2 separate regions of the Homo sapiens genome follow, and region 1 is linked to region 2. Evidence: chromatin loops called from intact Hi-C (ENCODE). Cell type or tissue: Caco-2. All regions are shown on one strand. Links, peaks and the distances in the headings refer to the core of each region. The heading gives the core; the rest is flanking DNA.

The links. Peaks named below come from ENCODE experiments on the same cell type or tissue, not always from the same donor. Only the 100,000 strongest peaks of a DNase experiment are listed, where the experiment ranks them.
Region 1: it touches region 2 in a loop (4-fold over the local background); 3 of 110 quality-filtered maps call a loop at or near these places.

What each region holds. Positions count from the first base shown.
Region 1 is chr4:163,046,713-163,051,113 of GRCh38, forward strand. No RefSeq gene overlaps it. Among named protein-coding and RNA genes, the nearest start is that of MIR4454, 45 kb to the right of the region's middle. In Caco-2, for the core only: a CTCF peak has its summit at 1,934 (motif pointing right); no DNase peak of the experiment used is centred there.
Region 2 is chr4:163,109,647-163,114,047 of GRCh38, forward strand. It overlaps LOC101928081 (a long non-coding RNA gene), which reads left to right and starts at 569. Exons shown (of 3, transcript XR_244745.4): 1 at 569-654. It also overlaps a transcript of NAF1 not described here. In Caco-2, for the core only: a CTCF peak has its summit at 2,114; no DNase peak of the experiment used is centred there.

The DNA of each region.
Region 1 (4,401 bases), core at 91-4,090, 63 kb before region 2:
TTACAAATATTACAAAAGAAAGAAAACAGTGAGAGAATTATCTACATTTTCACCTCATCAGTCACTGCCTACAACTTGTGGCTAAATTTGAGTGAAAAGTTACTATCTAATCAATTCCAAAGCTTCTAAAAGTAGGAGACCTACTGTTATGTAAATCATCACCTGATTTCACAGTTAAATGTGTAAAAGTGAACAGTCTTTCACCAATTTTCTAGGCGACTGTGCTAAAGCTATCTTTAGAGAAATGAAATGTGACAGCAGTATAATTTCATTAGATATGTGGCCTATTTTAAAGCCTGAATGGGGGTAGGGGAGGGAAATAAAAGGGCTATTGTAAAAATTTATGCAGATTATAATAAAGGCAAACAGAGTAGTAGAGAAGTAGAATGTAACTGTCATAGCTGGCTTCCCAGGAGGTGAACTCTGAGATGTAGAATAGTGCTCAAGAAGTGTATTACAACTTCATACATATTCCTAGAATCAACTTTTGGGATGAGAAGGGAAGGAGAGGAAGCTGTATTTGCAGAGGAAAAAGTTTTACTGATGTACACTTGTAATAAGGAACTCTACAGCTGGAATCACCCTTCAGAGACTTCCTGAGTTGAGACAAAGACATCAAACTTTTTTCTCCTCAGGCTTCTCAGGGATGACTGAGACAGCAAACTTGTATAATCCTCTCCCCAGCCCCCACTTCCACATCAACCATGGGTTGGATTCAGGCTGCCCTGGGGAAGGGAGTTGTTGAGGTAAGTTAACAGGAGAAGGTCAATAATTGATCATTATCAGCAGGCATCATTCCCAGCAGCTGGGAGAGTAAGTCCTTCGGTTCTGAAAGGGGAACTGGACAGTGCATCACAGCATCTAATGCCATTTACTCTTTGGTCACTCAGATCCACTTCATGTAAGTTCAGGAAACAGCTCCTCCAGGATTCTGATAGTCCTCTTTTCTTGGGAAGAAACAGAACGGGGAGGTTTGTGGGATGAACTCTAGCGCGCACAGAGTCTCACGACTATTACTCATCTTTTCCTTTCCCTGCTATCCATTCTAGATCCTGCTTGCCTTCAGCTGGTGCCACTGCTGGACTAGGTGGCTCACCTGATGGGCATGAGCCAAATCCTCATCCTTGCAGGCTCTCAGCCTCTGGCCACCAGTTCTTTCTCAGGCAATGACTATTATACCCATTTACACTGAAAACTGGGCAAGAGAGTACCAAGAGACAACCAAGTGGATAGCTAGATGTCAAAGAGATGCCTCCATTCCCCCACTGTGTAATGACACCACGACTTCCTCCTGATAATCTGGGTGTATTATTTCTGCCAGGATGATGAATGCTCTTTAAAGCTGGCAACTTTTCATGTAACTCTTTTAGAAGCTTTTCCCTCTCTGGGAACCAGGATCTCTAAATCTGCAGAAGCCATGATTGTGGCGCTAGAAAGTACAGATGATAGTTAGCAGGAGAATGCTTACTTCTGCCCCTTAGCTCCCAGACCCATGTATTCTAACAACTGAAGACACAGCACCACACACTAGTCCTTGATTTAACTTGCATATTGCATCCTGGAGGATGGCAGCTCATCTTGCAGTGCATCATATCGGGCTTGTGCTTCAGTTGAGCCTCCCATGAACTATGCCATTGCTCTATAATCCCTGCAGGTCCCGGGTGGTATAGTATGTGACAGAACCTGTAGACCTTTTGGTTCATATTTTCATTGGTAAACCTCCTTTCCTGTTAAGTAGGCTCTCTGATGTGATGTTGCATGGGTTACCATATCAATGGATCAGACGCATGTCAGCCCTTGAATATGGGTTTTGGCTAAAGCCCCAAAAGTAGGAAAGGCAAACCTGGAGCTGAAAAATGTAACATATTTCCATCAAAATTAATTGTTTCTCCTCAGGGTAGAAAAAGAGCAATGATGCCCACTTGCCACCAGGTGGCTGCTTCATCTTCTGAAGACCAAGGTCCTCCCCATCAGTTACCATTGTAGGCAGTTGGGACTTTTGGCAGCGGCAATGGCTAGATCAGATGTGCAGCAGTTGTCCCTTAAGTGCAAGTTTGCTTTCCAGGGTCTTCGTGGCCTGTGGTACAGAGAGAGGGAGACCACATTCACATAACTTTCCTTACAGTATATTGTTATAATTATTCTATTTTCTTAGTGCTGTTTTTAATATCTTACTGTGCCTAATTTATAGACAAATCTTTATCATAGATACATGTGTATATGAAAAAAACAGAGTATATACAGGGTTCAGTACTATTCACAGTTATAGGTATCCACTGGGGGTCTTGGAACATAGCCCTCACAGATAAAGGGGGACTGCTATAGTTAGGGGGGACCTGTGCTGTTGGACTTTATATATATGGTCTCCATCTCTGCCAACAAGGTCACTGTTTCTGTGCCCACTGGGCCAGTGCTGGTGTGGCCAATCACCCAGGCTGGTAGGGTCAACTGGCTGAGCCATTCGTTCTCTTGGTTGTTCAGTGCTTCTTCCATCATGGGTGCTCTCTGGTTGGTGTTGACATGAGATACAAAGATCTTGCCATGGCTGTATCATTTCATTGTCCTCACTAAGTACTACTATCAGATCCATTTTCCTCAAACACTGCTTTATTTAAGTTATCCTCCTCGTTTAAAAGCATCAAAAGTGTTCCCCTTTTTCCTAAAGAAAAAATGAAACCAAAATTGTAAAACCTTCTCTAACCTTGTTCTAATTAACCTCTCTACTCCATACACAAAATATCGATGCAAATCGGAATGGTCTACATATCATCCCCCACAAATACGCAATTGGATTGCTTCTTTTGTGCTTTGCCCATACCATTTTACCCTTTTGAAAAGCTCTTCCTTCTCCTATTCATCTTTCAAAATGATCTAGATGAAAATATACATGGTAATCTAAGATCCGGCAGTGATCTCTCTCCCCTCTAGATTTTATCTTGAGAATACTATGGTGCATAGAGCACCCTATTAAAAATTCTTTGCATATAATCTCTCAGCCACTCTCATATCATTGTTCTGCTTTGTAATTTACCTTCCCACACAATTAAGTCATTTTTCTAGTCTGTCTAAAGTGTAAATAATTTGAGGGAAGGTAGTATGTTGGCGCCGTATGCACTATAGTGCCCAGTAAATCCTGAATCAATGAATGTGAAAAAATACCTGCTGGAAGGTAAACATTTGTGCCACTTTCTCATTGAGAAAGAAGCCCTCCTAAATGCAGGATTTATACCATCCTGGAAATGGCAGCACTTAACATAATGCCAAATTATGTTCCATTCTAGGCCTATTTGTACCAACAGGGGGTCTCAGTACATTCACTGTGTAAAAAGGAAAGCTAATTCTTACAGTGTGGGATTCATGCAGGTCTTTTGTGTAAAAAAGAAAGTAAAAGCTAATATGATACACATATAATAGCAATGAAAGCCTGGGTAGCACATTACCAGCTAGAATCACCAGGTAAAACACCCCCAGTGGTAAGTAATTATTCAGTGAACACCAAGCATTGAAGGCAGCATGCTAATGAAATTTTATAATCATAGCCATATTCAAGTAAAGCACCAAATGCCTGAAGATCAAGTCATTCATATGAAAGCATCTTTCCATCTTGGTTGCCAAAATAATTGTGAATTTTACTTTTTTAAAAATTATCTTTTGTTTCTAAATTTTTCAAGAGTTGAAGCTATTGAGTTTATTACAGTTCACCACTCAGTCACATCCTTTTAATGCTGCTAGGAATTAGGATCACATGACTCCACAAAATAACATTATAGGACCAGAATCTAGAGCAGTGACTCAAGTAGGAGCGATTTTGCTGCACACACCACCACTCCACTGCAGCCAGAAGACATTTGGGAATGTCCAAAGACATTTTAGTTGTCACAACCTGATGGGGGAGATGCTTCTGGCATCTAGTGGGCAGAGGCTGACATGCTGCTAAATATTTCACATTGCACAGGACAGCCTCCCACAACAAAATATTTTCCTGCCTAAATATCCATATTGCTGAGGTATAGAAAACCTAATCTAAAATGAGGTCCTTTTTTTTTTTTTTTTTTTTTTTTTTTGAGATGGAGTTTCACTCTCGTTGCCCAGGCTGGAGTGCAGTGTCCCGATCTCAGCTCACTGCAACCTCTGCCTCCCGGGTTCAAGCGATTCTCCTGCCTCAGCCTCCCAAGTAGCTGTGATTACAGGGGCCCACCACCACACCCAGCTAATTTTTGTATTTTTAGTAGAGATGGGGTTTTGCCATATTGGCCAGGCTGGTCACAAGACGTGCTTTTTTTTTTTTTTTTTTTTAGGTTGTTTTAGTCAAACAACCTAACAAAAGGAAGTGCATCTTTCCTCTAGAAGTAAGAGATTAAACTGTGGCTTCAGTTTAAAATTAATTTATTGTATATAAAG
Region 2 (4,401 bases), core at 280-4,279:
ATCTAACCCTACCTCACAGCCTAAAAAAAGAATGCTATGACTTGTTTCTGTGAGGTCCCCAAGTGGCAAGGAGAGAGTGCTCCATGGGGAGCTAACACCTGACATTTTGCACAGAAAGGTGTCTCCTAGAATTACCTCACACTCTGCATAGATATAGAGATTACTGTCATCTTCAGTGAGTTTGAGAGGGGCCTATAAATAGGATCAGGTGAGGTCTGAATAAGCAATGATGTGTGTCTGATCTTCTGATCCAGAATGAAATGAAAACATAATTAGTTAACACGGAATGTGCTTTTAAAATGCAGATATGTAATCCTTATCTTACTTTTGTATGTCTCTCATTTTTACCTTTGTTTACTGCAAATGATATGTGAGGTAGCATCCTGCCCTATTAAGTATGCAGATATGGAGAACATTCAGTAAGATAGCTTTTCATTATTTATTTAGGCAGAACATACAGTACTTGAAATCTGTGGGTTGCCATGAGGTTCCCATGGCAACTCTTCTATGGATAAGAATGCTTGACTAGGCTGGTAGACTTGCTGTTACCATCACCAGCCATACCATCATTTGAGGATACAGTACTCTCCCCTCATCTGTGCTGTCACTTTTCGTGGTTTCAGTTACCTTCAGTCAACCATGGTCTGAAAATAGGTGAGGTAAAATCAGATATTTTGAGAGAGAAAGAATACATTCACATAACTGTTACTACAAAATATTGTTATAATTGTCCTATTGTATTATTAGTTGTTGTTAATCTCTTACTGTGCCTATTTCCTAAATTAATCTTTATCATAGGTATGTAAGTATAGGAAAAATCATGGTATATATAGGGTTCGCTACTATTTGTGATTTCAGGCATCCGCTGGTCTTGGAACATATCCCCCAAGGCTCAGGGGGAGCTACTGTATCATCATCTTAACTTTGAAAGTTAACTTGTAAATGAATTTTGCATATTCTCTTACTGATCTGGAAATCTAAGGTCAAGCAAAAGTGATGTTTATTTGCTTCAATACATTTCCACTGAAAGAGGACAGGAACTAGAGACAGATTTTAAGCTTTCAGTTTTGTTTTTGGTTTTCCTATTTTTGTTTCCATCAAGTTAAATTCTACTATGGATTTTTTTAACTCAAAATTGATGAGCTCTAGCACTTTGTAGCGTAGTTATTTACATATTTAGTCTTAGGAACCTGGAACTGTAATCTCTAGGGATTTATTTATATTTTTTAAAAATGGATTAAGGCCTACATCAAAACTGAGATAGAGCTGCTTGAGTTTTGTTTCTCCCTCTATAATAACTAGAAATTGTATTCCTTTTCACATATTAAACACCGGAAACATTTTAAAAAAGGTAAACCCCAAAAATTGCTTTTTGAAGGTTCCTCAGAAAACTCCTTACTAATTTATATCTCGCAAAAAAACTTTTTTGTAGATTTCTGGACATAACTTCAACTATTGCATAACTACCTTTTGTTTTTTTCAGAAGTGACAAGTGTTGAATATATACTTCTAGATACAAAGCTGAAGGACTGATTTGGTGTTAAAAAAATAGGTGAATATGAGTCAAGTTAGGAAGTAATTGAATACCAGAGGAGAGGGAGGAAGTAGTGGGAAAATGTCTTTGGTAGTTGTCAACCCATTTGAAACATTTAAATTCAGAGTGCTATCCCTAGAAAATTGGAAAGCAGGTTAATTCTTTAACCACCATTATTCCCTCCCCATCTCTGAGCATAAAGTAAAAGTAATATACAATCCTTATTGTTCTTCTATTTTGTTTTGAAACACAAAATAAAATGAAATAGAATGAGCTTGATCAACTGGAAGGATGGAGTTGTCATAAACTGAGGGAGCAGAAATGTCCAGTGGCGCAAGTTTGGGGTGAATTTAGAATTCATTTTGGACGTTAACATACCTATTAGTCATTTAAATAAAGATGTCAGGGAGTTTGTGCATTTCTGAGTCCAAGTGTCTGGAAGAGAAATGTGTACATAAAAAACATAAATGGATCAAGCATGAACTCTGTGACCCTCCTACCTTAAGAGACAGGGAAAAGAGAATCAATTAGAAAAGGGGACTGAGAAAGTAGAGCCACCGCTAGTGTTTTGTTCTAGGTAAATGGCATTTCTTCGAATTGTGCACTAGGTGGCCCATCTGAGAGTGAGCCGTGAACTAGGAGGAGAAAAAAGTAAAAGAGTTTGATGTCCTGGAAGCCAAGTGGGAAACATTTTAAGGAGTAGAAAATTTTATCAATCACGCAAAAAACGTTAAGTATGATGAAGACTGAGGTCAGACCATCATAGTTTGCACTGTAAAAGCCATTGATGACTTTGAAAAGGGCAGTTTCCACTAATGGAGGGGGAAGCCTGATTAGAATAAGCTACAGAGGAAATGGGAGAAGAGGAATTGGGAGTCTGAGATTATTAATAATTTTGCAAAAGAAAGCAGAACAGCTCAGTAGCTGGTGAAATGGGCCAAAGCAAGGATAAAAAAAATAAGATGAGAGAGATAATAGCGATTTTACAAAATGGAAAAAATGATTGGGGGGGGAGAAAAATTGCTAGAGTTCTCTCTCTCAGTAAGCAAAGACAGTACACAAATAAAGTGATTAGCTTTAAGTAAAAGTACTCTGTAAAGAAGGCAGTCATAGAATATTGAGGAAAAAAGTAGGTTGGTAGGTGAACATGGTGATGGAAATCTGAATGTATTTGAGCTATCACAGGTTGGATTCACTGGAAGCAAATACTGAGATGGAAATTGGAATACTGAACATGTGTTAGGGATCAACACTTAGGGAAGGGAGAGAGAGGAAACACATGGATGGAGGAGAAATTCAAACTGCAGTACATGCTTGGCAAAGCTTAACCAACCCAAAGAGAGCTCTGGATTTGTTCCTCCAGCCTTTATGCTGCCCTCAACCACTCCTTCTGGAAATGGACATTGGATTTGGGCTCCCCCTAGAAAGGTGCACTTAGGGCTCTCCATAAGTGAGATGGACTTTATAGTTGCTGAATGCTGGAAGATATCTGCTAACCCCAGCAGCTGGGGTATAAGGCTCTTTTTGTGAAGAGGGATGTGGATGATACAGCTCTATGTCCACCCAATAAAACTGTTTCCATTTTCTCAGTACAAAGAGGAAAACAAAACTGCTACTGAGGAGGGATAGTGAAATCAGGGAACAGAAGGCTTGAAGGTTGTAGAGGAGAGTTATGAAATTGTCACCTTGGTGAGTGACAAGTGAATGGACTAGGAAAAAAATATTGCAGCTTTAAGGCTCCCTTTTAGGTTTGGTAGTTATGAATCTCAAGTGATACCAGACAGCATGAGTGTTGGGTTTTCTCCGATCACGTTCAACTCTATATGTGTAGATGCAGGAGCAAAGGGAGACAAGAAGAAAAATTGAGACATCAAACCATTAGTAGGAGGCCAGATTATTTAGAGACTTGTCAGCCATTTAAGAATCTTGTCTTTTGTTTCCCAGTTAGATGGCAAGCACTTCAGGGTTCCTTTTAATCCTTTTGGTTTTGAGAAATAATACATATATAGATAGTTCCAGAATATAAGTGTACAGCTCAAAAAACTATCACAAAGCGATCCCCCTTGTTACCTTAGTCAATCCAAGGAAGAGAGTATGGCCAGCATGGAAACGGTCCCCTCTGGTCCTCTCCCAATTATTATTCACTTCTCCACTTTCATAATTCCTCTCCTAACATCTATGGTAATCCCTTGTTTTTATTTTTTTAATAGTTATGCCATCAAAACTTGTAAGGTTAGTTTTAATTTTTTCATCTTTTCAAAAATGCAATTAGACCGTATATCCTTTTTGTATCTGGAAGTTTTGCTCTCCATCATGTTTTTGAGATGCATCCACAATGCTGCATTTGTAAGTTCAGCCGCCCACAGGATCAGACTTCAAGCTTGGTTTTCAGAAATTTTAACCCTGCAGCTACAGGAGATATTTCTCTGTGTCTGTGTTTTCCAGGACAATTATAGAAGTTTCCTGGATCCCTACCCAGGTTGTGGATTAGGATTTAAAGCCATGAACTCATCTTTTCCTTCTTCCGTATCCTCCAGTACACTTAGTAGAAATCAAATCAATGCAAAAGCCTTTATTCTTTATTCCCACAATAATGTTTATTGCAGCAACTACTTGATCACTTAAAGTTATCTTCTCCAGACCATAGCTACCTGTTTAGTTATTGCATGCCATGGACTACTTGTGTTTTATTTACCATGGCAATGAGGTCACTAATGCCTTTAAATCTAGTAGGATTCTCATCCTTAAAATTCTATTGCTTCTACTCTAATTCACTTCTATTACCAAAAACTGTATTAGCCAAGATTCGGTCAGAAAAACAAAGCCACTACAAATATCATGTGAAAAGGAGGTTTACCACAGGAATT